7 separate regions of the Homo sapiens genome follow, and all the other regions are linked to region 5. Evidence: chromatin loops called from intact Hi-C (ENCODE). Cell type or tissue: PC-9. All regions are shown on one strand. Each heading gives the region's core, and the rest is flanking DNA. Links, peaks and the distances in the headings are about the cores only.

Region 1 (4,580 bases), core at 308-4,307, 63 kb after region 5:
CGCAGACGCCTGTAGTCCCAGCTACTTGGAAGGCTGAAGCGAGATAATTGCTTGAACCCAGGAGGTGGAGGTTGCAGTGAGCCAAGGTGGTGCCACTGCACTCCATCCTGGATGACAGAGTGGGACTCTGTCACAAAAAAAAAAAAAAAAAGAAAAGAAAATCAGCCAAGGCCAGGTGCAATGGCTCACTTCTGTAATCCCAGCATTTTAGGAGGCCGAGATAGGCGGATCACTCGAGGCCAGGAGTTTGAGACTAGCCTGGCCAACATGGCAAAACCTTGTCTCTACTAAAAATACAAAAGTTATCTGTGCATGGCAGCACACATCTGTAATAACAGCTCCTGAGGAGGCTGAGACACAAGAATCGCTTGAACCTGGAGGTGGAGGTGGAGGTTTGCACTGAGCTAGAGATCGTTCCACTGCACTCCAGCCTGGGCAACAGAGCAAGACTCTGTCTAAAAACACACACACACACACACACACACACACACACACACAAAGAAAGTCAGGCAAAATAAAATACCATGAGGCAATGTTGTAGTGGTTAGAGCAAAGACTGTGGAACCAGACAGCCTGATTCAAATGCCAGCTTGGCTACTTATTACCTGTGTAATCTTGAACAAATTACTTAAAATCTCCAAGCCTCAGTTTCCTCATCTGTAAAATGGGACTTACAATTATAATACACACTCCATAGGATTGCTGTGAGGATTAAATGAATTAATATTGCATTTGTAAAGTATTTAAAACAGTTCCTGTAATCCATCTTATTTTACCAAATTGATGGACATGATGGACTCCCCTATTGTTACAAATATTACTTGTTTCCCATATAAATAATGGGAAAAAAGATGTTCATCATGGCCTTATTTATATTAGCTTTTTTTCCCCATAAAGCTAATATAAATAATGCTGTGATGAACATCTGTGTGTATTTATTTTTAGTCTTGCTCTGTTATCCAGACTGGAGTGCAGCTCATTGCAACCTCCACCTCCTGGGTTCAAGCAGTTCTCCTGCCTCAGCCTCCCAAGTAACTGGGATTACAGGCACATACAACCATGCCCGGCTAATTTTTGTATTTTTAGTAGAGACAAGTTTTCACCATGTTGTCCAGGCTGGTCTCAGACTCTTGACCTCAGTGATCCGCCCACGTCAGCCTCCCAAAATGCTGGGATTTTTGTTTAAACAGAGTCTCGCTCTGTCGCCCAGGCTGAAGTGCAATGGTGCCATCTTGGCTCACTGCAACCTCCACCTCCTGGGTTCAAGAGATTCTCCTGCTTCAACCTCCCAAGCAGCTGGGACTACAGGCATTGAGACTGTGTCTCAAAAAACATGATAAACAAACAAACATTGACCAAAATATGTCCCCAAATACCTTCCTAGGCAAAGTGGCTTTTTCAGTAAAAACAATGACTGACCACCTAATTCTTAAGGCTGCTCTGGTCCACTCCTTGTGAATATCCACCTCTTTCTTGAATTCAGCATTTCCGAAGCTGACCTCACCAACAGCCCAGCCTCCAAACCAGCTCCTCTTCCATTGTCTCCCTTTGAATTACAGCTCCATTCTCTCTTGCATGCTGTCTGAGGATTTCCCCTTTCCTTTCCCATCTTTTTCCCACCTGTCAGACAGATTTCCTTCTGCTGATCAGCACCGCAACTTTCTCAGCCCTCATTCCTTCCCACTCAGCCTGACTGTAAAAGTGTGTGTGTGTGAATTATGTGTTGAGCTAATAATTGGGTATTACAGTGTTATTTTATATATTATTTTTTGAGATGGAATCTCACTCTGTCGCCCAGGCTAGAGTGCAGTGGTGTGAGGTTGCTCACAGCAACCTCCGCCTCCCGGGTTCAAGCAATTCTCCTACCTCAGCCTCCCAAGTAGCTGGAATTACAGATGAGCACCACCATGCCCAGCTATTGTTTGTGTTTTTAGTAGAGACGGGGTTTCACCACGTTGGCCAGGCTGGTCTCGAACTCCTGGCCTCAGGTGATCTGCCCGTCTAGGCCTCCCAAAGTGCTGGGATTACAAGCGTGAGCCACCGTACCTGGCCTACAGCATTATTTTAAATGTACATGTCTGATTTCATTCAGTCTTACCACATTAGCTATTATCTCCATTGAACAAAGTAATAAATGTAAAATTTAAGCCCAAAGAGATTGTTACATTGCTGGTGAGTTCTCAGATCTGTTCTGATTCCACCACACACTACTGCCTGTGCGTAACTTCCAGCTACCTTCCTACGACATAGATTTGATCATTGTTTATTTCTAAAAATCTCTTAATTTCTCATTGCACACAGACACCTGCCCACCAACACCAGCACAACCTGGCATTCAAGGCCATATTTGGTTGGCATTACACATTTAGTCTCCCATTCTCTGCTGTGCATACTCCTTAGTATCTGCTCATGCCTCTCTTCATTTTTTCTCCGCATGGCCCATGCTATCTGCCTTCATGGCTTTGTTCAAACTCTTCTTCCTAGAATACCTTTAAAAACAGCAATCCTCCCTTTTTATTTTGTTTCCTGCCGTGTTCCCTTCAGAGTATTTTAAGTTAACATTATCATAACCAGTAGGAAACCCTGCTCTCTGAAAGTTAATTAAAATAGTGGAGTGGGGACTTCCATTTTCTTTAAATAGATGACAGTCTGAATTTCCAAGTCAGCCCTTAAACCGCAAAGATAACAGGCTACTTGGGTAACACAACACAGACAAACAGAGAATTCCTGAAAGCTGACACGGCAAGGAGGCAAGGCTTTATCACCCAGCTGCCAGCCACAAATGAGTTTGTAAAAGCAAAGCTTTTTTTTTTTTTTTTTTGAGACAGAGTTTCACTCTCGTTGCCCAGGCTGGAGTGCAGTAGTGCGATCTCGGCTCACTGCACCCTCTGCTATCCGGGTTCAAGCGATTCTCCTGCCTCAGCCTCCCGAGTAACTGGGATTACATGTGCCCACCACCACGCCCGGCTAATTTTTGTATTTTTTAGTAGAGACGGGGTTTCACCATGTTGGCCAGGCTGGTGTTGAACTCCTGACCTCATGATCCACCATCCTCGGCCTCCCAAAGTGCTGGGATTACAGATTACAGGTGAGCAACGAGCCCGGCCTTTTTTTTTTTTTCCTAAGATTTTGAGAGGTGAAAATTACCAAGTAACTATGTGATTAGGGTGCTTCTACTTGTAAGAAAAAGTGAGTGACTACATTTTGCAATTCAGTGCTGGGTCAGAATGAGAGTATATTAACACCCAGCTTCAAGTGGGAAGGGAATATTCACAAGTTACAGCTGTGCTACAAAAAAAAAAAAAAAAAAAAAAAAAAAAAAAAAAAAAAAAAAAAATGCAGCTATTTCCCATGGGAAAGGAATTTCTTTGGATGCCCTGGAGAGTAGTTAAGGAAGGGAGGATAAAAACACTTTCAAGAAATTTGCCCCTTAGTTATTACACCTCTGGAGCACTTAAAGCTCTAAAATCTAATTTCATTTCCAGAGTCTTTACCGTCAATGATAATAATAAAAATATCATCTCCCATGGGCAAGGCGCTATGCTGAGTACCCACTGGAATCAATGGGAAGGCTGTAGTGAAGAGAGGAGTTTTGGAATTTAACTGCCTGGGTTCAAATCCAGGCCCAGCCACTTGTTATGTACCTGTGGGTAGTTTGCCTAGCCTCTCTGGAACCATTTCTTTGTCTCAATAAACAATATTTGCCATCGTTACTATTATTAATATGTTTAATCCTCACAGCAACCCTTTGATGGCACTGTCATTGTCCCCATGTTATAGATAGGAAAACTGAGATTTGTAGCTGTTAAGTAGCTTACTATTTAGGTCACATAGCTAGAGAGTGGCAAATTAGGGCTCCAAACCACATGCATTTTACCACTGTTAGAGGTTTCCTTTTTTGTTTTTTGGGGGTTTTTTTGTTTTGTTTTGTTTTGTTTTGTTTTTTTGAGATGGATCCTCGCTGTGTTGCCCAGGCTGGAGTGCAGTGGTGCAATCGCAGCTCACTGCAAACTCCGCCTCCTGGGTTCAAGCAATTCTTCTTGAAATTAGCCACCATGCCTGGCTAATTTTTTAATTTTTAGTAGAGACGGGGTTTTACCTTGTTGGCCAGACTGGTCTCAAGCGCCTGAATCTCAGAAAATCTGTCAGCCTCGGCTTCCCAAGAGTGCTGGGATTACAGGTGTGAGCGACTGCACCCAACCAGTTTCTTTTTTTGTATCCCAACACAAATTTGTTAGAATCATTACCTTCCTGGCCAGCAGAATAAAGAAGGCTTACTTGACAGAAATGAAACGTTTTTGTCTTATTTCAGGTCGGGCCTTTGATGAATCAACAAAACACTTTTGTGAAAACTCTTGAGAAGTGATTTTCCTCTCTACAATACTTGGTTAAAAGTTAAACAAAGTTTCCCAAGTTCTCTTGGCTAAGTTTTCAATCTGCTCATGAGCGCTATGAATCTCCCAGAAGGGGACACATAAGCAGCATTTTCCACTCTTATTTCAGCCTCTTGCTGGACCACACACTCTACTCTATGAACCATAGAATCAGAGTAGGAGTCAGGCTTCTGCATTTCACAGCTT
Region 2 (4,580 bases), core at 325-4,324, 370 kb before region 5:
TCGAGGGGACAATCTGGCAAGTATTTGACATATTCCTTTCTCCTCTCTCAAGATTGTGAGTGCTGTGAGGGCAGGAACTCTCTTACTTCACATATCTAGTTGCCATCTGTTGAGTATTCCCACGTGCTTGGTTATTTCAGTGACTCTTTTAATAATGTGGAATTTAAAATCCACATTTCATAGATGAAGAATTGGAGTCTTCTCCAAAACCATATCTCAAGATCATCCCTAGTAAATGAAACTTAAAATCAGGTGTTTTGGATTTCCAAGTCAATGCCTTTTTCACTCCTTAATACTTGCTTTCCCTGAGTAATGAAACAGAATTTTCAACATTAGCCATCAAATAAAACTTGATAAATTTAGTAGGGGCTGGATTTCTCTTATGAAACCATTTTTCCTAAATAGAGAATGAGGGCCAGGCATGGTGGCTCATGACTGTAATCCCAGCACTTTGGGAGGCCAAGGCGGGCAGATCGCTTTTGAGCTCATGAGTTCAAGGCTATCCTGGGCAACATGGTGAAACCCTGTCTCTACAAAAAACACAAAAATTAGCTGGGTGTAGTGGTTCACACCTGTAGTCCCAGCTACTTGGGGGGCTGAGGCAGGAGGATTGCTTGAGCCCAGGAGGTGGAGGGTGCAGTGAGCTGAGATTGTGCCACTGCACTCTAGCCCGGGCAACAGAATGAGACCTTGTGTTAAAAAATAAAATAAATAAATAATAAAAAATAAAAAAATAGTGAATGGGAATGAATGTTTATCAAGCATCTACCTTAACATTATCTAATTTCCTCACTAAGTACATAATAGAAGATGTACTCTCTAAACCCTTATATTTACCTGAAAGCCTTTGATTTCACACAGAAGCATTTTCTTCTGCTTTTGATAATCGAAGATTGTTGGTAAAAATCTGAACTCATCGAAGGTCACACAGCTCAGTTCCCTTCAGGAAAATCAGGCCCAGTGAGGATAATACCAATAACATCATCAGACCAATTGAAGGAATTACACTGCAGTGGGTCACAAGGGTGCTGCTAGTCATTAAGTGATTCCCAATAAGTTCATTCACAGCAAGTCCAAATTACACTTACTGTGGCTCTTAAGTTTAGTAATAGTTTTGACCTCTGCTCTGATACCCTCATCTAAACTAATATTTACAGGTATCAGGCACACTGCCTGTGATTTTTTACCCACTTTAAATTATCCTCACAACAACCCCTGTGAATTCTATGCCATTAGTATCATCATTTAATAGCAGAATCACAGAAAGTCTGAACTTTTTGGGAGCATGGAGAGAAGTTATAGGCCACTTTAGAAATCTGATGAAAGCTTAGGGATGCCTTAGGAACAAAAATGTGTATAACCACATGATACAAACTCATACACAACCCATATACTTTCAAGGGGGTGTTCATGAACTTCCTAAGTCCACACATGAGGTTATATATGAACTTGAAGTTAAATCTTGAGTACAAAACTCAGGGTCACCACCATCAGTAGCTTGCATGGGGTCACCTAACTGATAAGGAGCTAGGTATGTTGGAACTCACATCTGTTTAAGTAGACTCCATCGAACACCCTATGGCATCCCAAGCGGTGACAGTCAATTGAAACCCACACACACTTAAATTAAAATAGAAAGCAAGCTCTTGTAAAGACTGCAGGATGCTAACTTTAAGGAAGATCATCACAGCTGTTAGTAAAACCCCATTAACCCTGGGGAAAGTGCATTTGCTTTCCAACTCAGGGAAGATCTGAAATCGGGAAAAGTCCAGTCCAGAATATTCACGCCAACCCGTTTGGCTGGGGCTTATCCCATAGAAGGGCAGCCAGCATGGCCATCAGGTACAATTCCCGGCTTTGCCTCCCCATCTGTGGACCCATCATCACAGGAACAGTCAACTCCCTTTGCTGTTGTGCTGTGACCCATCATCACAGGAACAGTCAGCTCCCTTCACAGTTCTCTGTGGCCTGAACACCAGCCAAGTCCTGTGCTGCTGCCGACCATGTCTGCAGTAGATGCAGACTAGGACACACTAAAGGCTATGGTCAGCATCAGGCTCTGGGTTAGTGCTGAGCAAAGGCAAGTCTCATATTTTAGACTTGTCAGTTCTTATTAGCTCCACATGGAGTGAAGGGAGAGTGCTGTGATGGGCACTTGACCAAGCAAATTAAGCTAATTTAGCCCTAATCTAGTAAACTGCAGAGAGGGTAGAGCTCCAGGCTCTTTAATTTGCTGCTTTATTCCCATGCAGACGATTAAACGATAACGATGATCTTTTTTAATGAGGATTTTTTAAAAATCTGGAATTGGAATTTTTTCAGCACAATAGAGAAACCGTTCATTCAGTTGTTCTAATACCTTGAAATTTTACTTATAATACATTAATTTTCAAACATAATTTGAATCTGAATCCCAGATTTTACATGAATTTGAATAACAGAGGAATTTGGAACACCTAAATTATATTTTTGACAAGAAATGAGTCCAGGGTTGCATTTTGGGAATATACCAGCAGATGGCAATGTCTGACAAAGAGTTTTGCTAGTTTCTACCTTCCTTCCCCTCATCCATCTTCCCAAAAGTTGTTTTCAAAAGCCATAGCAAATATATGCAAAAATATAGGCACTCTTCACTTCTTATAAGTGCACACTGCAGCTGACACTAATTGTTTCAGTCCTTTGGAAAAGCAAAATTAAATGATTATTTTGAATTGCTTTTCTAAAAATCCCAGTGGGTTTATTTCAATAAATCAATCATAATTATAGATTAAGGTAATAGAAATGAATTTGCATCACTAAAAATCATTAAAAAAAATGACCGGGTGTGGTGGCTCACACTTGTAATCTAAGCACTTCGGTAGGCCAAAGCAGGCAGATTGCTTAAGGCCAATAGTTCGAGACCAGTGGGCACCATAGGGAGACCCTATCTCTTAAAAAAAAAAAATTATGGATGGAACGGTGGTGATTCATCACTTCTTTTTGCCTCATGAATTTCCAATATCATTAGATTTTGCTTTTATTCATGTGTGCCAGGCACTAAATTACAATCTATTTGCCTGGTATCTTCCTTTCCTGATAACCGAGTACTGATCAACGAAAAAAATATTCAAGTGGTTAGAAGAAGAAATTTAGAGTTTACCAGTTCTGGCTAGAACCCCAGTTTTACTTATCCTGAATATAAAACTATTCCTACTTATTTTTCATACCACCTTCTGTTTATATGTCTGTCTATTTTAAATTATGTCTCATGAACTGTGCTTTTATACATAATATATACATATATTTACATATATATTACAAAATAACACTATTTTATTTAACAAATATCTCAGGTCCTGTGCTAGGAATTGAGGATCCAGTGGAAAGGAAGCCAAGTCCTTGCCTCTATGAAGCTTGCATTCTGGCAAGGACAGGCACACAAGAAACATATATACAAATAGTACAAGTTTCAGAAGTGATCATTGTTATAAAGAAAATAAAGAAGGGTAATGAATTGCACAGGCAAATGGAGGTGGTCTGGCTGAGCCTTTTAGAGTTGTTGACTTCTGAGGTGAATCCTGAATGATAATGCGAAAGAGAAATGGCCAGATGTGGTGTAATCCCAGCACTTTGGGAGGTGAAGGCAGGCAGATTGCTTGAGCCTAGGAGTTCGAGACCAGCCTGGGCAACAGGGCAAAACCCAGACTCTACCAAAAATTAGCTGGACATGGTGGCGCATGCCTGTGGTCCCAGCTACTTGGGAGGATCACTTGACCCAGGGAGGTCAAGGGTACAGTGAGCCATGATCTAGCAATTGCACTCCAGCCTGGACGACAGAGCAAGAACTTGTTTCAAAAAAAAAAAAAAAGAATGAGAAATTGGTGATATGATCTGGGAGAAGAACATTCTAGGCTGAGGAACAGCAAATGCAAAGGCACCAAGGCAGGAAGGAACTGGGGATAATTAGGCAAGTTAAGGGGTTCTCTGTGGCCCACCCTATTGAGTGGGTGACAGTGACAGGAGATGGGGTTAGAGAGAGGGGCAGAGGCCAGATCATGTAGGGCCTAGAGGCCAAAATTGAGGAATCTGAACCAACTACAAGTGCATGGGGAGACATTGAAGATTTAAAGCAGAGGACAGAGGAGTGACAGTGTTCAAATTACTCTTTTACAAGATTTCTTCATGGAGTATGATTATTCCCATTTTATAGTTAAAGAAACTGAGATTTACAATAATTAAACAATTTGCCAGAGATCACTCAGCTTGGAAGGGGTGAACTAACATAGGCCAAAAGCTTCATTCATGTGTGCAACAACCATTTAGTAAAAGCCTACTTTGAGATCCACACTAGTAGCTATGAAGAATACACAGAGATGTTATCCTTACCTTTTAGTTTTAAAATCTAGTCAAAGAGATACGATAGATTCAGAAAGAGGGCACGTTTAAAAAAAAACAAAACTAGAATGTATCTGTTGATACAAATGACTAAAGAAATAACTGGATTAACTGGAATGCAACCATTAGCTCTGCCAAAGAAAACAATGTCCCATTCAGGATTTTAGAAAATGTACAGTGACAGACACGCCTCACAGTGACTCCCA
Region 3 (4,580 bases), core at 174-4,173, 120 kb before region 5:
TACTAGCTTTTCTTCAGTAGATGCTTGTTAACTTGAAATATGTAAATGATTTGTCTCTAACTGGGAAATTATTCTTTAACATTTACCTAGCTTCTTGGCTGGGCGTGGTGGCTCACGCCGCCTGTAATCCCAGCATTTTGGGAGGCCGAGGTGGGCAGATCACTCGAGGTCAGGAGTTCGAGACCAGCCTGGCCAACATGGTGAAACCCAGTCTCTACTAAAAATACAAAAATTAGCTGGGCGTGGTGGCACATGCCTGTAATCCCAGCTACTTGGGAGGCTGAGGCAGGAGAATTGCTTGAGCCTGGGAGTTGGATTTTGCAGTGAGCCGAGATGGAGCCACTGCACTCCAACCTGGGTGACAGAGTAAGAATCTGTCTCAAAAAAAAAAAAAAAAAAAAAAAAAAAAAACATTTACCTAGCTTCTTACTAAACACAGTCATGGAGGAGAACAAGGAAGGGAAGGCTACGTGTAAAAACACAAGTGTTCTAAGGTTTTATCAGAGAAGAGCTCTGAAAGGAATTCTCCATATTGGACGGGGAAAACGTGATCTTATATTCTTCTCCCTAAGGTTCATGTCTCCCAAAATGTTAGGTTAATTTTAAAAATATATTTCATGTTTATATTCAAACAGATTTAGAAAATGCTGAATTAAAAGGCATTAAATAGTTTCTCTTCTGCAGGAATTCTTAAGGGCTTAAACACAATGAGTTGCCAAAAAAACAGGTATATTAAGTAATATATAACAATATATTATAAATATATTATATAACATATAAATATATATTATATTTATATAGTATGTAATTGTTTCCCAGAGTTATTTTTACCACAGAGCCCTTCTCCCACAGAAAATATTGAGGGGTTAATGCTTCCTGGATCACTTTTTGGAAATCTTTGTATTAGGGATTTTCCAAATTTACCACCAGAGGTCAGTTTTCCCCTCCTTTTATATTCTGACTAAACACTGACAAAACTTAATTTTCTCTCAGCACACCTGAGACAGGCTGACATTTTTCAAGTAGACTTTGCTTAAAACTTTTAAGGGATGAGTGAAAGAAATAAAAAAATAAGAATCCCTATAAATAGTCACATTTCCAAAATCTATGAGGCTGAGCCAAAGAAATAGCAAATCTACCAAGCTCTGTTGTACCAGTATGGAGAACAAATTCTCAGCCATATTGCTTGGCTCTTTTTCCCTCCTGTTTCTCAGCCAAGTGGCCTTTCTGTCATCTCAGCCCCTAAGCGCATCTGTGGGCTTATCTTATTACATCTGAGGATAAATCCCATAGACCCTGTGTTTTCACGGTTAAAATTATTTTCTGATTTAAATATCCTGGGTCTGCAGTGTGATCTTTCCTCTCAGTCCTAGCTGGCAGCTCTGAGATAGCTCTGTGGTAATGAACAAATATGGCACTCCTGTGAATCTTCTAGTCCTAAGAAAAGCAACTATGCAGTTAATATGCTCCCCTCCTTTCCTCTGCCAGGACAGACATTATTAATCAACACAGCACCCTTTCTTTGTAGAACTCAGAACGGGTCTCACAATACTTCCTGAAACAGGGCTCCAGGCAGGCATTACCAATAGGTTGGTATTAACGTGAGAAAACTCTAAGGCTAAGTCGTAAATTCCTTCCACTTCTGGACTATTCTCTGTTGACTGTCTTTTGAATGTTAATCTCCGTAATCCTTTACCCAACACACACACATGCACACACACACACACACACACGCTTTTAAAAGTTTGTTTCAAATCCACAATAATGAAAACCTATTCATTACAGCCCCAGCATTTCCTTATTCATACCTTATCCTTAGCAAACTATATGGGTGCAACACCTGATTTAAAGAGAAGGGCTGTTACATCCCAGCATATGCCAGAAGCTCCACACTTAGCCCATTCTGTTGTTTAACTTTGGATTCCTATTGATAACATGGCATATGCCCTGTTTTAAAATTAGCACTTGCTTAGAGTTGCCTTTGTGTGAGGTATTTAGGAAATGGCCTGTGTTCTTGATCAATCTTTAGCAAAAGCTGTGGTATTAAAGCTATTAAAAGGCCTAACCTGTTATGGTAGACTTTGAAACTAATTATCACCTGACGGTTCATTTCTTTTTAATGCTGAAAGCTTATTTTAGCATTAAAGAATAAGAGGGTAATATAGTGTAGTCATTAAGCATACGCTCTGGAGTTAGATGAGGTTCAACTCTTGGCTCCCCCACTTACTTGGGCTTTGGGATCTTTGGAGAGTTACTAATTAATCCTTTTAAGTCTTCTGAAAAAAAAGATAAAAATAATACCTATCTTATTGTGGTGCTTTTATAAAACATTATTGTGCATCTACTTTGTACCAAGTGCAAAACATCACAGTGAGGATTGAATGAATTGGGAATTTACTTCACCTGGCATCAAGATGGAACTATTAATCTTTTAAAGCCCTTTTATGTTTCAGCTGAAGCCATCACGAAAGGTAGGGGCAAAAGAAGACATGCATGTTATTGAATTGCAGATCGATTAGAGATGAGATTTAGGTGGAGGCTGGCCAGCAGGGTCCATATTTAATTTCTCAGTTGTGCATTGGAAGTGAACTTTCCCCCATGGGCAGTAGGGTGTGCTGTGTGAACAGGATAACTACTTCTAGCACTAGTTTCAGGTGAGAGTGTCTCTCTTCACTTTTGGGGAGTGTGTTCGTGAACTAATGAGCAGCAAGTTCCACTTTGCTGTTAGTTCTCTAGCTTCTGTTTCTTGTGAACTTTAACTCCATGCACGTTTCTTATGGCAATAGAATTGATTAACATTTACTGCATGTCCTTTCTGGCCAATGCAGTGTTGAAATGAATTTACTGTGTAAGAAGGAGGTGACGCTAATACACTGGATATTGTTAAGAAGGCATCATGGAAATACTATATAAATTAACTACTGATAAGAGATAATAACACCATGAAAAACCATGGAAGAGATGAAAGCCTTTTAAAACACTAATAGCACATCACCTACCTTCCTATTTGCCTAAGTCACTGTCTGGCTGCAGAGAAGTAAGCAGAGGTAAAGTACATAAAAGCAGAGGGTTGCGGGTAGGTAGAAATAAAAGGCTGTTATAGTTCAAGTCCTAATTACCAAAGGCTAAAGATAAGGTCAACAGCACCTGTGATTTTTCTATATTACATCTATATAACTTGTTATTTAGAATCTTACATTCATTATTTTAGCTTTGCCTCTTGAAATCAGCTTCAGAATTACCTTCCTAAGCAAATTTTAAATTCATCTTTGAATTTTTAAAGAAGTTGCTTTTTTATTTAAATCCCATATTGGGATTTAAGGTAGTCAACATATATCTTACCTCAATTCTTTTGTCTTATAAAAGTAATTCTGTTTCTGCCAATCTAATAGGAGAAAAAATATCTCATTTGTTTAATATTTATTTCCGACTATCAGTGAAGGATTTTTGTATATTTATTGGCTGTTTGTGTTTCTTATGAAAATTGCTTATTCCCATCCCTCTTTGTCTGTGGATTTGCTTCTTATATTAGTAAGCTAAGAGAGAAACCACTCAGAAGTGACAGACTAAGGCACATGTGCCTTAATAATACAATCCTGGCTGTGCTGTGGCTTTCACCTGTAATCCTATCTCTTTGGGAGGCCAAAGCGGGAAGATCGCTTGAGTCCAGGAGTTCGATGCTGCAGTGAGCCATGATCACACCACTGCACTCCAGCCTGGGTGACAGAGTGAGACCTTGTCCTTTTAGTGTCAGTATACAGTCAGTTCTCATTATTTGAGGTAGTTATATTCAGTAAAGGCATCATGAACACCAAATTAGCAAATACTGAAACATCACACCTAGGGGGAAATAAGTTATGCTGCTATAAACCTCGTCACAACATTCTCATCAGCCAGTCAGTACATAACCTTGTTTTAAGTGTGTTTCTGTTTAAAGACACATTATTTAATATATGTAGTTGATTCATTAACATTGAACTCATATCAAAAGTACTATAATTCATGTTTGAATGAAGCTTATCTAAGACATTATTTTTTTTTAACAAGGACATTGCAGCTGCCTTCCACTTAGGAACTTTGTCCATTTGGGCTGCTGTTACGAAATACCATAAGCTGGGTAGCTTATAAACAACAGAAATGTATTTCTCACAGTTCTGGAGCCTGGGAAATTCACCATGAAGACACCAGGCCATTCAGTGTCAATGGATGAGGGTCCTGCTAATACCACTTGACAGTCCACTTGATTTGGTAGACCCTGATAAGGGTCCACTTTCTGGTTCATAAATGGCACCTTCTCATTGTGTCTTCACTTGGTAGAAGGGGTAAGGCAGCTCTCTGGGGCCTCTTTCATGAGGGCACTAATCCCGTTCATGAGGACTGTGTTCTCATGACCTAATCATGTCCCAGAGGCCCTATCTCCTATCATTCTGACACGGGTGATTAAGCTTCAAACTATTAATTTTGGAAATACACAAACATTCATACCACAGCTAATTTAGCAGTTCAGCACTATGCTTAGGGGGCATTTTAAACAGCAAAATCACCAACCAAAAGCACCAACATGTGTAAAACAGGTTGCT
Region 4 (4,580 bases), core at 420-4,419, 130 kb after region 5:
AGGAATGGTGTTTACTCAAAGAGTCAGGAGCCACCGTCTTCCAGTTACTACATTGCCGGGTACACACCCTATGCAGAGTGTGACTTTTATTACAGTGGTGGTTATGTCTATGAGAATGACACCGAGGGACAGTATAGTGTCAACCCTTCCTACCGGTCCTCAGCCCACTATGGATATGAGCGCCAGAGGGACTACAGCAGATCCTTTCACGAAGATGAGGTCGACCGGGTACCCCATAACCCATATGCAACTCTCCGGCTGCCAAGGAAGGCTGCTGCAAAATCGGAGCACATCACCAAAAACATCCACAAGGCCTTAGTTGCCGAGCACTTGCGTGGCTGGTACCAGCGGGCCTCTGGGCAGAAGGATCAGGGACACAGCCCGCAGACCAGCTTTGACTCAGACAGGGGATCACAGAGATGCCTGGGGTTTGCGGGGCTGCAAGTACCTTGTTCTCCAAGCAGTCGTGCATCCTCGTACTCTTCAGGTGAGAATACTGTAAAAACACGCAACACCTGGATTTTATTTACATCGTGTTTCCTGCCCACCTAAAACCGCCTCACGGATCATGAGACCAGTACTCAGGGTCAAAAGTGGGGCAACCATTCGGTGGAACCCCACAATAAGAATTTCCAACTTAAAAACAGTTCTTTCCAGCTCTCCAAAGAACTCAGTACACATGAGTCTAATGAAGCAAATTGTAGATTCAAATCCAGCAAACATTGATTGAGCATTTACTCTCTGTGCTGCCCTGTTTTAGGGTTTTTTTTTGTTTTTTGTTTTTTGTTTTTGAGAAGGAGTCTCACTCTGTCGCCTAGGCTGGGATGTGTTAGGGGTTTCACTTGCTTTGTCTTTTTAGGATTTACGTTGACAGGCACATCTCTTAAATGTGTTCACGTCATTGAGGCTTGATATTTTAAAAGAATAAACCCTCAGGTAAGCAGAAAACATTAGAATTATACATCCCTCCTGGTTCACCACCAAGATTGATCATCTAAGGACTGCTTTGAATGCAAGCCTGGGATTATGCAGGTACTTAGGCAAGTGCCTGCATAAGGCTCGTAAGAATCCTTATAGGAGCTGGCATTGATTAAGCACTGTTCTAAGTAATTTGCTTTTTTTTTTTTTTTTTTTTTTTTGTAGAAACAAGGAGGCTTAGGTTGGGTCTTGCTATGTTGCCCAGGCTGGTCTCAAACTCCTGGCCTCAAGCAACCCTCCTGCCTTGGCCTCCCAAAGTGTTGGGATTACATGTGAGAGCCGCAGTGCCTGGCCATGCATATTGTAATTCAGTATTCATATATACCTATGTTGTGGTTGACTTAAGGGATTTTCAAAGATAATTTTGATTAGAGATGTTTCCTTTATACTCTTGATGTTGACTTTGGCCCCTAACTCTGCTAACATTTGTGGAGGACTTCCTGCCTACTCCCAGTTGTACTAGGTACTTTAAGTAGAGAAATAGAAGATAGGGGAGGCTCTGTGTATGGTTTTATTTATTCAGCAAATGAGCAGCCACATTCAAGATGTGGAGGACCCATTGTTGAACTAGTTCCTGGCCACGATGAGCTCAGAGTCAGCAGCCAGAGGAATGTTTAAAAATTAAGCAATTTTAAAACGCTAAGAAATGAATGAATTCTCAAACTGCCAGAAAACCTGTAGGTCATGAGTCTCACCTTCTCCCTTATTAACATGACACCTTAGTGAGACATAGTATAAGGATTCCTGAGTCATTGTATAATAGTCAAGTGAAAACTACACCTTTAAAAGTTTCATGTACTTGTTGATGAGGCGTTTCCATGGAGATTTCTATTTGGGTTCAAGTTCTCTCCTATTTGTGCAGGACTTTGGACTTCCACTAGGGCTGTCCCATCTATTACCACATCTAACATATGAAAGGGCTTCGGTAATTATTTCTTATTTATGGCTCTGACCTAGAAAACACCTTTCTTCCTCTTAAAGTTCAAGATGTGAGAAACTTTCACAGGTCAAACCTGGGCAGAACAGACAGAGTACTACAAGGGAAAGACCAAACAAGGAGGGCTGAGATGCATGTGGATGGTCACTACGGCACAGGGCTGGGGTGGTGCCTGGGGGAAGCAGGTGTTAACTGAGGAAACTCAACATTCCTGGCTGCTAGCTTAGTAAAGGTGAAATGGAGGTAAAGCTTCCTGTTTCAGACCTGGTGTGAGCCTTGCTGACACCAGCAAGATGTGGCCCCACAGACCAAAAGGCATCACTCTTTAAAGAACTACAGGGGTGGAATCAGTACTCCCAGAATTCCCTGCTGGAATTCCCCTCATTTCTGTCTCCACTTTAAAACTGCAGAAATGTATTACAACAGGCAGGCGTCATTCTCATGGAGTGATAAATTTCCAGTTATTTGCCAGATTAGTCCTGGCATTGTAGTCCCTTCCAGCCACCTGAAGGATCTCTCGGTGACTCAGTTTTAGTAATGACAACTACCATTTGTTGGCAGCTTACTAGATGCCATGCACATTCAGAACATTACATGCACTCTCCTATTTAATGTATGCAACAGTTCTATATAGTGATTGCTATTGTTATGCTTATTGTTATCATCCTAATTTTGCAGCTTAGGCAACTCTGGCTACAGAGTTTAAATAACCCAAGTTCCAAAGCTACTAAGTGGTGGGATGGGGATTCTGGGGATTCTGTCCTAGCTCAGCTCCTTTTTTTTTTTTTTTTCTTTTTTAAAGAGACAGTCTCAGTCTGTCACCCACATTGGAGTGCAGTGATACTATTATACCTCACTCAGTCTCAAACTCCTTGGCTCAACGCGATCCTCCCTCCTCAGCCTCCCAAGTAGCTAGGACTACAAGTACACACCACCATGCCTGGCTAATTTTATTTTTTTGTAGAGACTGGGCTCTGTTTCCCAGGCTGGCCTCTAAGCCCTAGCTGCAAGTGATCTTCCCACCTCAGCCTCCCAAAGTGCTGGGATTACAACCATGAGCCATCACACCCAGCCCCACAGCTCTAACATCTTAACCACCAAGGCTTAGAGCCTCTGATTTCAGTTTGGAAATGGCTTGGAAGCTCAAACTCAGAGTGTTACATCTGTTAGTCAACACCTCATGACATCCAGGGCCACAGATGAGTTTTGAAATGCGTTTGTCCCATAGTGATCACAGGCACTTTGTGTGTATGAGAGAGAAGAGGAGTAGGTCTGAAGCCAGAAACAGGAAATGGAAAAAGGGCAGTGCTGGTTTTTGAGTCTTGAACGAGTATCATGGCGTGTGGTTATCTTGTCCATCCTAGGCGTGGAGCAGAACTGGTTTTATAGAGAGGACAACAAACGCCCAGTGATGAGGCATTTGTTGGGCTTCGCTCCCAAATTATGTCCTTGTCTTGTTCCAGTTCAGTTCCTCTGTAGAACTAAATCCCTTCTTCCTGAATTCCTTCCTGTGCTACTTACCACCTCGCCTCTTCCCCCAATCCACACCCCAACACATACACACTTTTTTTTAAGACAAAAAATAGCCTTGATCTTGCTAGCGGCCAGTGTTGTCTTTGGCTGAGGAATAGTCAAGTCTCAATAAGTCAACTTATGGAACACATTTCCTCCAAGGCCTCTGACAAACCCAGACTCATCACCTTACCTTTATAACACCATAGCGTGAATGGGAAGATTCTCGCAATATATGAGAATTGTTTTCTTGCTTGTCTTTTCAGTTATTTTAAAAATTATTTATGTGTTATTATTATTTTCTTTCTTGGGATAGGATCTCACTTGGTGGCCCAGGCTGTAGTGCAGTGGTGCAAACATGGCTCACTGTAGCCTTGACTTCCAAGGCTTGAGTGATCCTCCCACCTCAGCTTCCCAAGTTGCTGGGACTACAGGTGTGCACCACCATGCCAGGCTAATTTTTGTATTTTTTGCAGAGATGGGGTTTTGCCATGTTGCTGAGGCTAGCCTTGAACTCCTGGGCTCAAGCGTTACTCCCACCTTGACTTCCCAAAGTGTTGGGATTACAGGCTTGTGCCACTGAGCTGACCTGAAATTATTTTTATTTATTTATTTATTTTGAGACAGAGCCTCACTCTGTCACCAAGGCTGGAGTGCAGTGGTGTGATGTTGGTTCACTGCAACTTAAACTTCATGGGCTCAAGTATTTCTCCTGTCTCAGCCTCCTGAGTGGCTGGGATTATAGGCATGCGCCACCATGCCCAGCTAATTTTTGTATTTTTTGGTAGAGACAGGGTTTCACCATGTTGGCCAGGCTGGTCTTGAACTCTTAGCTTCAAGTGGTCCTCCCGCCTCGGCTTCCCAAAGTGCTTGGATTACAGGCATGAGCCACCACACCTGGCCCCAACCTAGATTATTTTTTGAATTGACAAATTTATCTTTCAATTAATCTTATTCTCAATAATAATATTAATAGTTATTTACTGAGTACTTTGTATCAAGTACAGTGCTAAAGATTTTCATAATTACCTTATTTAATCCTGGCATCATACCTATACAGAATATATTAATATTATTATCCCTACTCTATAGATGAGGAAACTGAGGCTTAAAGAGGATAAACTACTTGCCTAAGGTCACATAGCCAGGAAGT
Region 5 (4,580 bases), core at 375-4,374:
TTGTTTTTTGCGAGAAAAAAAACAAGGCCGGGCACAGTGGCTCACACCTCTAATCCCAGCACTTTGGGAGGCTGAGGCAGTCAGATCACTTGAGCCTAGGAATTCCAGACCAGCCTGGGCAACATGGTGAAACCCCATCTCTACTAAAAATGCAAAAACATTAAGGGGGCATGATGGTGCACACCTGTAGTCCCAGCTCCTCGGGAGGCTTAGGTGGGAGGATTGCATGAGCCCAGAAAGTGGAGGTTGCAGTGAGCCATGATCTCACCACTGCACTCCAGCCCAAGTGACAGAGTGAGATCCTGTCCCAAACAAAAAAAAAAAAAGCCAGTGTGATGAGAGTACAGAGATTAAGAGGGAAAGTGGTACAGGAGGAGGGTTGAGAGGGAGGTAGGAGCAGGTATCAGAGAATCTTGATAGCTAGCTGTGTGACCTTAGAACAGTTACTTAACATCTCTGACACTCAAGTTTTCTCATCTGTACGCTGGACATAATAACAGTGCCTTATATAGTATGTACTACATAAGGCACCTGTAATAGGGTACTAGTATTCAATACTATTAAATCAGGTAAGGTAGGCAGAGCATATAGCACCGGCCCACAATAAAAGGGAGCTGTCATCCCAATGTACTGCAGTAAGGGAGTGTTAAGAAGGAAACTGAAGGAGGACTGGAGCAGGCGTCACACAGACGAGTAACTAAAATTGGATCTTGCAGGTAAGGTAGACTTTAAATAGATGGGAGGGGAGATGAGAGGTGACATCCTAGGCAAGAGTTATTTTGTGGGCAAATGCATGAACATGGCAACGAACAAGGTACATTTGCCCAAGGGTGAAGACGTTGGCCTGATCGTGGGGACAAGATCATAGGTGAGCCTTGTTAGTCACACAGATGGAGGAGGCACACCCAGTCCATGGAAGGATGTTATAGGGAGGAGGAATGCGGCTTTGACTTGCAGTGTCAGAGGTCCCTCAGACTGCAAGGTTTGTGGCAGACTGGAAAAGAGGGTCCTGGCCACATGGGAGGCTTCAGGAAAAGCTCCAAGCTCAGTTGAATATAAACCAGACAGTGCGTAAGTAAGGGGTTCAGACTGTAAGACCTTCTCTTCGGAAAGAAAAGAAATAGTAGGCCGGGTGTGGTGGCTCACGCCTGTAATCTCAACACTTTGGAGGCTGAGGAGGGTGGATCACCTGAGGTCAGGAGTTTGTGACCAGCCTGGGCAACACGGCAAAACCCCGTCTTACTAAAAATACAAAAATTAGCTGGGCGTGGTGGTGGGCGCCTGTAATCCCAGCTACTCAGGCACCTGAGGCATGAGGATCACTTAAACCCAGGAGGTGGAGGTTGCAGTGAACCGAGATTGTGCCACTCCAGCCTGGGTGACAAAGCGAGACACTGTCCAAAAAGGAAAAGAAAAGGAATAATGGGAATGACTTCCTTCAGTTATTTGGGCCACCCTTCTTGTTGTCTGCCCTGAGATTTCTTTCTCAAAACTACGCTGGGAGAAGAATGGTTCACACAGCCTTTTTCCCAGTTACCTCCTTTGGTTCAACCAAAGGAGGTAACTATAGTCATGGTCTTTCCAAGAACCCCGGCTCCACAATGTCCTCTGTGCACTCCCCGGCAAGTGACGGCAGAGTCTCTTTTTGAATTATGACCAGTTTGGGGAGGTGTCTCCTGGCTCTAGTCGTGTTTATTTTCAGAAGAAGTATGAGCGGGGCTGTTGAGGGGGTGGAAATTGGCCATTTCTACCTTTCTGGGGAGCGGGCCTGGAATATTGCTTATGTCTAAGGGTGTCTCCTTGGAATGTCTTGGTCACAAGCCTAGTTCTTTTTCTTTGGTAAATATTTTTGGAAAGTATTTTCTTTCAGCACTTTCCTCCTGCCTCCCTTCGCCCCCGTAAAACCACTGAGTGAGGGCCCTCCCAGGATGCCGTCTGAGTTTATTTTCCAGCCTAGATGCCACATGCGTCTTTTGTCTTTGGTAAAGCTGAAAGGAACATTTTGTCAATGAAAGTAGCTACTGTCTACAACTCATCCACAGGCCAAGAGGAGAAACGGAAAAATAGATGGCAATTACGCAATAAAAGCAGTGATGATGACCAACAACCACAGATTCAAGGTCACGTTACTGGGAGAGGGATAGCATTTCTGAGATTACGCTTGTTAGGGCCTTGCGCAGCTCTGTGTGCAAAGTTAGTCTTTCACCCCTAGAGGGCAGTCACGGCCCTCCTGAGGCACCAGTCCTTCAGGTCACCGTAGTGGTTCCATCTCTTCACCCATTTCACTTTTTGTTTTGCCTTCTCATGTTTTGAAAGGCTTTGCTAAATAAGCTTTGTTTACCAAGAAATAACAGATAGACTTTACAACACAACTGTGACTTTTGATCACTGTCCCTTCCAATGGGACTGTGACAATGGGCCTTCTGTTGATGCAATTCTAGCCAAAAATAAAACTTGCTTTGTGGTTGGTCTGCACTCCTGAGAGGGGTAGATATGATTGTCTTTTTAAGATATTGGTTAGATCTATTATATTTGCTGATGGGAAAATTTGACAAAAGCAAGTTATAAGCAATAAGTAACCTTTATATTTCAGTGGTAGAATTATGGGCATTTTTTAAAAAATTCTTCTAGACTTTTTCCTATTGATGAGATTGTGGGTGGATTTTTTAAAATCTAATTTGTAATTTATCCTTTTAAAAAACTATTTCTTATAATATATGCATGAATATCTTCTTTAATGTCATGGTTGAGTCCAGTCCCTTTTGATTACTTTCCCACTGCAACTGTAGTTTCTTCCACAGAGGTAACCAGTACTAGCAAGCTGCTGTGTGACTCTCCAGAAATATATCTAAAAATGTTCATCAATATTTAATAGTGTTTTGAATGTGCATCTGTGGTTAACATAATTGGTTTATGCTGTATATGCTATTGTACAACTTGCTTCATTCATTCATAGACACCATTCCATGCAAGTTCATACAAATATACATTATGCTTTCAATTTATTTTCAGAGACAGGGTCTCTCTCTGTTTCCCAGGCTGGAGTGCAGTGGCATGATCATAGCTCACTGTAGCCTTGAACTCCTGGGCTCCAGTGATCCTCCTGCCTCAACCTCCTGAAATGCTGAGATTACAGGTGTGAGCCACCATGTCTAGCCTATTTTGCTTTTAAAATGATGCATCTTTCCTAAGAAAACTTTTGAGATCTGATACTATCAAATATGTTATGTATTTTAAGACACACATTTAAACGTCTGTGAAATTGGGATGTGTCTTTATATCAGTGGCATCCTAAACTTGATGAAATAGAGTGTAAGACTCTCTTAACGTCAGTCTCCTATCTTATTTTGTTTTACACACAAAAGCAGTAGTTCTAAGGACCTTCCCTTGTGTTACTTAATCAGCTTATTTATCTTTATAATATTCTTGCAAGGAAAGCTGGAAACAGGTATCAGAAGCCTTGTCTTGTAACTATGGAAACAAAGACACACTCTTTCCGGCATTTAACCTGCTGAGTATCAGAGACTGAGTCAGAAGTCATTATAAAAGCTGATTCAACCCTCTAGTCTCATTTTCTCCAGTACTGAAAGTCCCGGGTACTTTTATATACAAGTCCACTGGGTAGGGTGGTGGGTGGAGGGAAGAAGAAAGGAAGCCCTGGATTCAAATCCCAGCTCTAGCACTTTCCTCACTGGCTTATTGTAAAATATAGCTTTAATGTATAAAGAGTTCCAGCTTGGTTGGCACAGAGTCATTACTCGATAGAGACTAGCTATTGTTATTATTACTACTACTCATATTATTATTTATGCTCATTTTTCCTGTCTACTTATAATGAATACAGCTTTGAATTTTCTGATTTTGTTTTTTAATTTTTTACTCAAGGACCAAAATAGGTTTGAAAATGTCTTCTGGCCCATTATATATTTTATTACATTTTGACACGCTATCCCACCACCATCAGCATGTTCTTAGATTGAATTTTATGTAAGCAAGTAAAAGAGGGTCTATGCCCTCTGGGAATTTACAGCCTAAAATGGATGGACTAGTTGGACAAGCTCGGAAAAGGCACGTAAACAGTTCTGAGCCCCAGTGTCATCAATCCTTTTGATCCCTCAGTGGTCAAAATCTAGAGAGAACTGTTTATGAACTTGGTGAGGCTCTTGAGTAAATAAAATAAACAAGTACGTGCTTAAATCTCAGTAAGCCCATAATATATATACAGAAGTGGCACTCAGAGAGTATTCAGCCCTGTACTGTTTTTTTTTTTTTTTTTTTTTTGAGATAGAATCTTGCTCTGTCGTGCAAGCTGGAGTGTAGTGGCATGACCTCGGCTCACTGCAACCTCCGCCTTCTGGCTTCAAGTGATTCTCCTGCCTCAGCCTCCCAAGTAGCTGGGATTAGAGGCACCCGCCACCATGCCCAGTGAATTTTTGTATGTTTAGTAGAGACAGGGTTTCACCATGTTGGCCAGGCTGATCTTAAACTCCTGACCTCAAGGGATCTGCCCACCTCGGCCTCCCAAAGTGCCAAAGTGCTGGGATTACAGGCATGAGCCACTGTGCCCGGCCTTTTTTTTT
Region 6 (4,580 bases), core at 251-4,250, 190 kb after region 5:
CAGGACATCTTGCAAAGGTTCGGCTTACACAGAGGATGAGTGACATAGCAAGACCTCTGTTCCACTGTGCACCACTTTATTTGCTTCCACACTCACCTTGTAGGGAAGAGGCAGACCCTAAGAGCTTGATTTCTACCTTCAAGTGAATTCTTTACTTCAGAAACAACTCAGGTTGCTGGTTGGATTTCCCTTCTGAAATATTGTAAGTTGCTTTAATATTTAAATAAAAACAAGTGGAATCCCCTGGAGTATTGGGGTATGTATGTATGAGCTGCATGAATTTGTGTATGGCAATATGATGGCATATAGGAAGATAATTAATTTTATTCCTGCAGAGATTCTGTAGTCTCTGCTAGTCTCTGGCAAACATAGCAGCTGTACTGAAATGTCAGATGGATTTGCGCAGCTGACTCAAGTTGCCAAAAAGAGAGCAGCATAGTTGTTCCATAAATTGACCCCATCCAGCCAAGCCCTGCTTAATATAGATCCGGCAAGAGCTTAGCTGTGATCACTCCTAGCTGCTCAGCAAACCACTGAGGTTCCTGGGAAAAAAAAAAAAATATCTCAAGGGTGTGTTAACTTGGGACACTCGTTAACTGGGGGACCTTCTTGAGGCTTTTTTCCTTCTTTTTAAAAATCATCTTTGATTATTCTTCTTTTCTAGTAAAATAATATTTAGAAAAAATAATGTCAGAGCACAGCAGAAATTCAGATCAAGAAGAACTTCTCGATGAGGAGATTAATGAAGATGAAATCTTGGCCAACTTGTCTGCTGAAGAACTGAAAGAACTGCAGTCGGAAATGGAAGTCATGGCCCCTGACCCCAGCCTTCCCGTGGGAATGATTCAGAAAGATCAAACTGACAAGCCACCGACAGGAAACTTCAATCATAAATCTCTTGTTGATTATATGTATTGGGAAAAGGCATCCAGGCGCATGCTGGAAGAGGAACGAGTTCCTGTCACCTTTGTGAAATCCGAGGTAACCAGAGATTTGTGTACAACCGAGAAATGGCTGCCTGGGATGGGCTGTTAGGTCTCTCTGTTGTAACTGTGATTTCTCAAGACTCCAGGGTTTGGTTCTGCTTTGTTTTTGCCATATCTAGATTAAACCATAATATTTAATCCTACTCCGACTGGAACTTTCTGAAACACATTTATATTTACAAGGGGAAAATTGGGTAATTTCTTGCAAATGTCTCTTTTTAAAAATTGCTGTCGGGTTTGCTGTGTCAGAAAGCCTGTGTTCTATTGCCACGATACTTAGTGACTTAACTCATAACCCAGAGGCAGTTGTCCTTACCTCTCTCTTTCTTTTTTATTGCAGGCCCCTTTGAGAAAGTAATGACAGCTCTGTAGCCTCTGTCTCTCTGGCACATCCAAACATACGCAGTGTTTCGCACACAGTGTCAAACATTTCAGTCCTCCTGAAGTCTGGCCACACAACCTGCAATTAAACCAAGTCGAATAACCAGAAAATGTCTTATATTATTACTATGTATTGGCTGTCAGTGATGACATTTAGAAATCGATGGCTATTAAGTGGTTTTGAAGCTAGTTCTTCACTTTCTAAAACCTGAAAGCTAGAATTGTTAACTCTGCAAACTTACTGTGCATGAGCATAATTTTTTTTTTTATGTTCCACTTGAAAATGACTTAACAAAAAGAGGACAGAGATGCCTCCTAGGTAAAGTCTCTTTAGGTTATGCCTGTTTACAAAGATACATCTTGTTAAATTACTCTGAAGCTGGCTGTAATTAAGGAAAGTTGTCAATTGGTTTTACAGTCAGTAGAGTTTAAACATGTGCTAAGATTAAGAAAAGAAACAGCTGGATTGATCAGGTTAGAGTTCAAGGTACAATTTGCAGATTTTTTACAACTGGAGATCAATGGATGAAAAGCCAATTCTATGTGAATGCCAGTTTCAGGGGGTAAAAACGAGTACTTGCAACATGTTTTTCCTTCCTCTGGTATAACTTGAACAGCTTGATGGTTGGCTCCCCCTTCTGGTCAAGGTGAGAAATGCAGTGGTGAAGACTTCAGGTGGTTAAGGTGACTTGTCACTGTCTCTTCTGACCTATGTTATGAGCATGAAATTTTTGCTCAAATGAACCTGTGTCTCAACTTGCTATACTGGCTTTCAAAATGATATCTATGAGGCCCACAAGTTGCATAGAAAAGCATTATAATTGATGTGCAAGAATCTAATACATATTATTGATAAAAGGCCCATTTTATTTCCCAGACTAAGCAATTATTTCTCAATGTCTGCATAATCCTGTTTCATCTTACAGCTGGCCCTGGTTCCTAGGCACTTTCTTTCACAAGAAACTGGGATAGTAAACTTGTCCTAGACAGAGTATCATGGCAGTTGTCAAAGAACTGAAAAAATAGAATCAAAATTGAGGTTTTAAATATATATATGTATATATATATATTCAAAATCAAAATTGAGGTTTTTAAATATATATATATTCCAAAATGTCAAACGTATCTAATTTCCCATACATTATGTTATGTTCTCAGAGGAAGTTCATGTACATTCTATACTAGATTAGTAGACATTGTAGGGATGTTAATTTTAGGGCAATAATTTCCTTATTCTAATATATTTATAGTATCACATTTATAATATATTGGAATAATAAGGAAATTATTGCCCTAACTCAGGACTGTTGGGTACTAGATGCCTATTTGGTAGATACAAAATCAAAGCTTCAGTGTATCGATGAACAATTCTATGAGGTTTTCAAAACAATTTTTAACTGCTTCTGAAATTAAACACCATTAAAAAGTACAGAATATTAAAATTAATAAGGTTTCCTTTTAATACTCATTTTAATTTATGGGATAGAATAACCACCCATTTTTAGCAATCAGCTATTTAAATAAGGATTATTTAAAATAGCAACCAGCTCTTTTAAATAAGCATTTTTATTATCTCCACTAGCTGATGCTCCACTTCATATTTCTTCTCTGCTATGTATTCTAACCCTCATAAACCTCTCTTGTAGGAAAAGACTCAAGAAGAGCATGAAGAAATAGAAAAACGTAATAAAAATATGGCCCAGTATTTAAAAGAAAAGCTCAATAATGAAATAGTTGCAAATAAAAGAGAATCAAAGGGCAGCAGCAATATCCAAGAAACAGATGAAGAAGATGAAGAAGAAGAAGATGATGATGATGACGACGAAGGAGAAGATGATGGTGAAGAGAGTGAAGAAACGAACAGAGAAGAGGAAGGCAAAGCAAAGGAACAAATTAGAAATTGTGAGAACAACTGCCAGCAGGTAACTGACAAAGCATTCAAAGAACAGAGAGACAGACCAGAGGCCCAAGAACAAAGTGAGAAAAAAATATCGAAATTAGATCCTAAGAAGTTAGCTCTAGACACCAGCTTTTTGAAGGTAAGTACAAGGCCTTCAGGAAACCAGACAGACCTGGATGGGAGCTTGAGGAGAGTTAGGAAAAATGATCCTGACATGAAGGAACTCAACCTGAACAACATTGAAAACATCCCCAAAGAAATGTTACTGGACTTTGTCAATGCAATGAAGAAAAACAAGCACATCAAAACATTCAGTTTAGCCAATGTGGGTGCAGATGAGAATGTAGCATTTGCCTTGGCTAACATGTTGCGTGAAAATAGAAGCATCACCACTCTCAACATCGAGTCCAATTTCATCACAGGTAAAGGGATTGTGGCCATCATGAGGTGTCTCCAGTTTAATGAGACGCTAACTGAGCTTCGGTTTCACAATCAGAGGCACATGTTGGGTCACCATGCTGAAATGGAAATAGCCAGGCTTTTGAAGGCAAACAACACTCTCCTGAAGATGGGCTACCATTTTGAGCTTCCGGGTCCCAGAATGGTGGTCACTAATCTGCTCACCAGGAATCAGGATAAACAAAGGCAGAAACGACAGGAAGAGCAAAAACAGCAGCAACTCAAGGAACAGAAGAAGCTGATAGCCATGTTAGAGAATGGGTTGGGGCTGCCCCCTGGGATGTGGGAGCTGTTGGGAGGACCCAAGCCAGATTCCAGAATGCAGGAATTCTTCCAGCCACCGCCACCTCGGCCTCCCAACCCCCAAAATGTCCCCTTTAGTCAACGCAGTGAAATGATGAAAAAGCCATCGCAGGCCCCGAAGTACAGGACAGACCCTGACTCCTTCCGGGTGGTGAAGCTGAAGAGAATCCAGCGCAAATCTCGGATGCCGGAAGCCAGAGAACCACCCGAGAAAACCAACCTCAAAGATGTCATCAAAACGCTCAAGCCAGTGCCGAGAAACAGGCCACCCCCATTGGTGGAAATCACTCCCAGAGATCAGCTGCTAAACGACATTCGTCACAGCAGTGTCGCCTATCTTAAACCTGTAAGTAGAAGGAGGGAGAAATGGTGACTGAGCACCCTCCATAGTAAATGCATCCCAACTTTATTCCCTCTCTGTTTTAACATAAGGGGATACTCACTAATTGAGACCAACTGGGGGAAGCCAATGAGCATTACCAATAGAACTAAATTACTGCTATCCCTAAGGATGTACACCTGTAGCACCCCATCTCTAGGTACGCCTATAT
Region 7 (4,580 bases), core at 377-4,376, 140 kb after region 5:
GGCCCAAGCCTGTAATTCCAACACTCTGGGAGGCCAAGGCAGGAAGATCGCTTTAGGCCAGGAGTTTGAGACCAGCCTGGGCACTATAGCAAGATCCTGTCTCTACAAAACAATAAAAAGGAGTTGGGAGTGGTGGCATGCCCCTGTAGTCCAAAATACTCTGGAGGCTGAAATGGGAAGATCACCGGAGCCCAGGGATTCAAGGTTACAGTGAGCTATGATCACACCACTGCACGTCAGCCTCGGTGACAAAGTAAAACCCTGTCTCTAAAAAGAAAAAAGGAAAGATTAAGGATTGGAAAGCAATGATGAGAAATATATCATCAAGAATACTGACAGTCCAAGACTGGGAAGGGCATTTCCAGTAGCCCTTCAATTATGATGGAAGAAGCCTTTCAGGGATCTGATAGTGGGTGTCTAAGCAGACATCCCCATCTTTATAAAATAGTGGTTAAATGTGTAGGCTTTGAAGTCATGCAGACCTGGAGACAGACTGCTGTGCTTGGAATATTTCCTGGCCTTTCTACTGGCTGCTTATATGAACTATGGGAAGTTTCCTGACCTCCCTGGGCCTCAGTTTCCTCTCTAGTACATATCTCACAAGGATATTGTGTGGGCTGAACAAGATAATGCACCTAACCAGCTCAGCATAACATCAAGTCTCTAGAAGGTATTTCATGATATAAACTATTTCCTGAGGGAGAAAAGTCAGAAGATGTTGTTGAATATTAAGATGATGTTTGGAGGATTTGCACTGCCTTAGTTTAGCCACTGAAATGACAATACTAAACTAACTCATCATTGTTGAGGGCTGATTCACGTCTCAGGCACTGCTGTAGGTACTGGGAACACTTTTTTCTTATTTATTTATTTAGTTTTATTTTATTTTTATTTATTTATTTTTTGAGACAGAGGCTTGCTCTGTTGCCCAGGCTGGAGTGCAGTGGCACAATCTTGGCTCACTGCAACCTCTGCCTCCTGGGTTCAAGTGATACTTCCACTTCAGCTTCCCGAGTAGCTGGAATTACATACATGCACCACCATACCTGGCTAATTTTTGTATTTTTAGTAGTGACGGGGTCTCATCATGTTGGCCAGGCTTGTCTCGAACTCCTGACCTCAAGTGATCCTCCCACCTTGACCTCCCAAAGTGCTGTGATTACAGGTGTGAGCCACCATGCCCGGCCACTTTTTTCTTGTTTAATCCTCACAGCAAGTTTGCAATTATTAATTCCAAACAGAAGCTCAAGAAGGTTAAGTAGTTTGCCCAAGTTACATAGCTAGAAGGTACACAGGCCTGGATTCCAATTCACAAATGTATAAGACAGAAACTTTGTAAAGCATGAATTTGTTCCACTCTGGAGTCCACTGTGCAGGGAGGTTTCACACAGGTCTAACCTGAGGAATCAAACTGATTAAGGCATTTTCCTAACAGTTCAGCTACAGCTCTTCTGCTTAGTCAGGACTAGGACAAGCACTTGAGGCTTGTCCTAGGACAGCCCTGCTGCTGGCTCAAAGACAGGTCCCTACCTTTTCTATGTTCATATGAATGCAAACAAGCCAGCCAGTAGGACGGTCAGATTTAACAAATGCAAATACCGGAGGCCAATTAAATTTGAAAAATAGCTCTAACCACCAAATTTTTGTAACTTAATTTTTTAAAAAGCTGAATATAGGACATTTAAGGCATCCTGGAAAAAAAATCCATACAGGACACCAAGCAAAATCATTAAAACAGGACATGTCCTGTAGATTCAAGACACCCAGGAAACCTAGTTGCCAGGCCCCTGCTCAGGAGTAAGTAGCACAATAATAGATGTTTGAGAAACCCCACACCCTTGGAGATTGTAGGCTGAGCAAATGGGTGTCATATCCTTCCCATCCACAGAGAAGTTGGCCCTGCTTGATCCCAGAGCTTTCTTCAGACTGAAAACCTTCTAGGACAGGCCCAGTTTGGTCTGTAATCATGCACAGAATATATAGAAACTCCCCTGAAAGAGTTTAAGAAAACTCAAACTCTTGAGAAAACCTGAGAAACCTGAAAAACGCCTGAGAAAACCTTTTCTTTCTTCTTTTTATTTATTTAGAAATCTGTTACAATTTGGACTAAGTGGGCACAGTTTTAAAGGTTCTTAAAACAAACATTTGGGTTCCATCACATCTACATAACATTGGTCAAGAATCCATCCATCCATCAAATCTATTTGCAGCCAATCAAAATCTCAGTCCTTTAGGACTGTATTAAAATCCAGCGATCAACCTGTAGCCAAGGAGCTGAATATTCATAGAGAAAATCACATAAGCAAGCAGATTTATTTTATTTTAGAGTCATGATCACCATCTCACACGGACACTCAACGCTGCTATATTTCTCATAAATGTGCACTTCCATGTCACACAACTATTTGAGAAACCCTTTTCTAAAAGTAGTTTTTCTCTGGCCTAGAATTCTGGAGCTTGGTCAATGAGGACACCTAGAGGCCTATCTGGGTTAATGCAGGCAGGAGTTGCTGAGTCTGAATTCATACTTTAATTCAACACGAGGTGTACAAACAAGTTTCAGCAGCCCTGCAGAAAAAAGCAAACAAAACTTAATTTCTAATGCCCATCAACTCCATTTACTAGCTATGTCTTCTAGGGGAAGTAGCTTAAATTTTTAAAAATGTCACTTTTTATAAAGTGGAAATAATCGTAACAATCTCCTAAAATTTTAAGGATTCAACAAAATGATGTACTTCAGGAGCTTAGCACAGTGCCTGGGACAAAGTGAGCCCTTATAAATGTTTGTTGTCCTTATTGTTTCTAATGGGATACTACAAGGAAATGGAATATAAGAGGGTTAATAACATTTAACATTGTTTCATTTAAATATTAATTAAATTAAATACAAACATTAAATATTAATATTTAACAGTCATTGAGTGCCAAGGCCAGGCTTAGGGTTAAATGAGTGAGGTACCTGCCGAAGTGCAAATTTTAAGAGCGCACCCGAAAACGTGGTTGACAAGATAAATAATATTTCAATGCAGTCTTTTGAAAAAATCCAACTTCACGCAATTTTTTCCCATGATTAAAAAAATGTCACCCCAGCACAGTAGCTCACACCTGTAATCCCAGCACTATGGGAGGCTGAGGTGAGTGAATTGCTTGAGTGTAGGAGTTTGAGATCGGCCTGGGCAACATGGTGAAACCCCGTCTCTACAAAAAAAAACACAAAATTTAGCTGGGTGTGGTGATGTGCGCGTATGATCCCAGCTACTCAGGATGCTGGGGGAGGATCACTTGAGCCTGGGAGGTTGAGGCTGTAGTCAGCCGAAATCGTGCCACTGCACCCCAGCCTGGGTGATAGAGCCAGATCTTGTCTCAAAAATAAATAAAATTGAAAAAAGTCAAAATTTTATATAAATACGAGTTCAGTATTACCGATTTTTCCTTTTGCGTCAGACTCCAATATGACTCAGAACTGCACTGCACTGAGTTAACACTTCATCTTAAATAACCAGAGGAGATATCTTTCTCCCATCTGTAAAATAGACGCCCATTTTACAGATGGGAGGGGGAAAGCAAGCCTGGAGGAACTGCTCAGACACACTGCCCAAGGTCACATGATCAAGTAGAGGGTCAGAAATCAAGCCCAAATCAGAATAATTCTAAAGCTCATTCTTTCCCCTTTCTCTCTCACACATACCTGTCCTTCACCATGTGACTTAGGCTACAGTTTTTCTATTCCAGGGTGTAATTTTACCAGTGCTGTAATTAGATTTGCCAGGTGAGCAGATAAAAATTTAAAATGCCCAGTTAATGTTAAGCTGTGCTGGCGATGACATTTTCCCTGAATTAAATGTTAGAAAGATATCGTCACACTGCATTCTCAATTCCTTTGTTGTAGAGCATTCTCTGAACTATCAACCACAAAATCATAGTTGGATCTGATTTTTGACCTGACATCAAATGCTGCCTTTGTGGTTAACAGACTATCTAAAGCTTAACTAAATTACTGAGGTGGGGCTATCAACAAGCCATATGTAACAGTGTTTTTCACCATGTTATATATAATAACACAGTGGTCAGTCTGCATAATGCAGAGATCTAACTGATGAAGATCAGCTTTCCTTCTGTAGTTTAAAAAGTTTAGGCATGGGCTGGGTGTGATGGCTCACACCTGTAATCCCAGCACTATGGGAGGCCGAGGTGGGCGGATCACCTGAGGTCAGGAGTTCGAGACCAGCCTGACCAACATGGGGAAACCCCATCTCTACTAAAAATACAAAATTAGCAGGACATGGTGGTACATGCGTGTAATCCCAGCTACTCGGGAGGCTGAGGCAGGAGAATTGCTTAAACCCAGGAGACGGAGTTTGCAGTGAGCGGGGATCGCACCATTGCACTCCAGCCTGGGCAACAAGAGTGAAACTCCATCTCAAAAAGACTAACGAACAAAAAAATTAGGCATGCTTTCCATGGTGCATCCTACCCTTGTAATAAGATCCAGCTTCGATATCAGGAAGCAGAAGATAGAATGAAGGTTTTCCTTGGAAAAAAGCATGGATTCAAATGCATCGCATTCTAGTAATGTTTAT

The links. Peaks named below come from ENCODE experiments on the same cell type or tissue, not always from the same donor. Only the 100,000 strongest peaks of a DNase experiment are listed, where the experiment ranks them.
Region 1: it touches region 5 in a loop (4-fold over the local background); 11 of 110 quality-filtered maps call a loop at or near these places.
Region 2: it touches region 5 in a loop (8-fold over the local background); 45 of 110 quality-filtered maps call a loop at or near these places.
Region 3: a loop joins it to region 5, with 5 times the contacts of the local background. A loop is called at or near these places in 38 of 110 quality-filtered maps.
Region 4: a loop joins it to region 5, with 5 times the contacts of the local background. A loop is called at or near these places in 100 of 110 quality-filtered maps.
Region 6: it touches region 5 in a loop (12-fold over the local background); 32 of 110 quality-filtered maps call a loop at or near these places.
Region 7: a loop joins it to region 5, with 11 times the contacts of the local background. A loop is called at or near these places in 103 of 110 quality-filtered maps.

Annotation. Positions count from the first base shown.
Region 1 is chr3:69,241,236-69,245,815 of GRCh38, reverse strand. All of the region lies in intron 7 of FRMD4B (FERM domain containing 4B), which reads left to right. Among named protein-coding and RNA genes, the nearest start is that of LMOD3, 120 kb to the right of the region's middle. In PC-9, for the core only: no CTCF peak of the experiment used is centred there; a DNase peak (open chromatin) is centred at 2,715; H3K4me3 peaks cover 454 bases; H3K27ac peaks cover 981 bases.
Region 2 is chr3:69,669,223-69,673,802 of GRCh38, reverse strand. No RefSeq gene overlaps it. Among named protein-coding and RNA genes, the nearest start is that of MITF, 68 kb to the left of the region's middle. In PC-9, for the core only: a CTCF peak has its summit at 2,509 (motif pointing right); no DNase peak of the experiment used is centred there.
Region 3 is chr3:69,423,475-69,428,054 of GRCh38, reverse strand. It overlaps a transcript of FRMD4B not described here. Among named protein-coding and RNA genes, the nearest start is that of FRMD4B, 40 kb to the right of the region's middle. In PC-9, for the core only: a CTCF peak has its summit at 2,585; no DNase peak of the experiment used is centred there.
Region 4 is chr3:69,176,806-69,181,385 of GRCh38, reverse strand. FRMD4B (FERM domain containing 4B) reads left to right here. Exons shown (of 23, transcript NM_015123.3): 21 at 1-487. Among named protein-coding and RNA genes, the nearest start is that of LMOD3, 57 kb to the right of the region's middle. In PC-9, for the core only: a CTCF peak has its summit at 1,970; DNase peaks (open chromatin) are centred at 1,695, 2,075 and 2,395; H3K4me3 peaks cover 1,266 bases; H3K27ac peaks cover 3,216 bases.
Region 5 is chr3:69,304,185-69,308,764 of GRCh38, reverse strand. The region is part of intron 3 of FRMD4B (FERM domain containing 4B); the gene reads left to right. Among named protein-coding and RNA genes, the nearest start is that of FRMD4B, 80 kb to the left of the region's middle. In PC-9, for the core only: CTCF peaks have their summits at 2,050 and 2,251 (motif pointing right); DNase peaks (open chromatin) are centred at 2,204 and 3,494; H3K27ac peaks cover 394 bases.
Region 6 is chr3:69,118,494-69,123,073 of GRCh38, reverse strand. LMOD3 (leiomodin 3) reads left to right here and starts at 479. Exons shown (of 3, transcript NM_198271.5): 1 at 479-981; 2 at 3,014-4,375. The coding sequence starts at 688. RefSeq lists an enhancer at 425-1,624. In PC-9, for the core only: CTCF peaks have their summits at 1,805 and 2,006 (motif pointing left); a DNase peak (open chromatin) is centred at 1,973.
Region 7 is chr3:69,159,680-69,164,259 of GRCh38, reverse strand. No RefSeq gene overlaps it. Among named protein-coding and RNA genes, the nearest start is that of LMOD3, 39 kb to the right of the region's middle. In PC-9, for the core only: CTCF peaks have their summits at 2,298 and 2,500; a DNase peak (open chromatin) is centred at 2,459.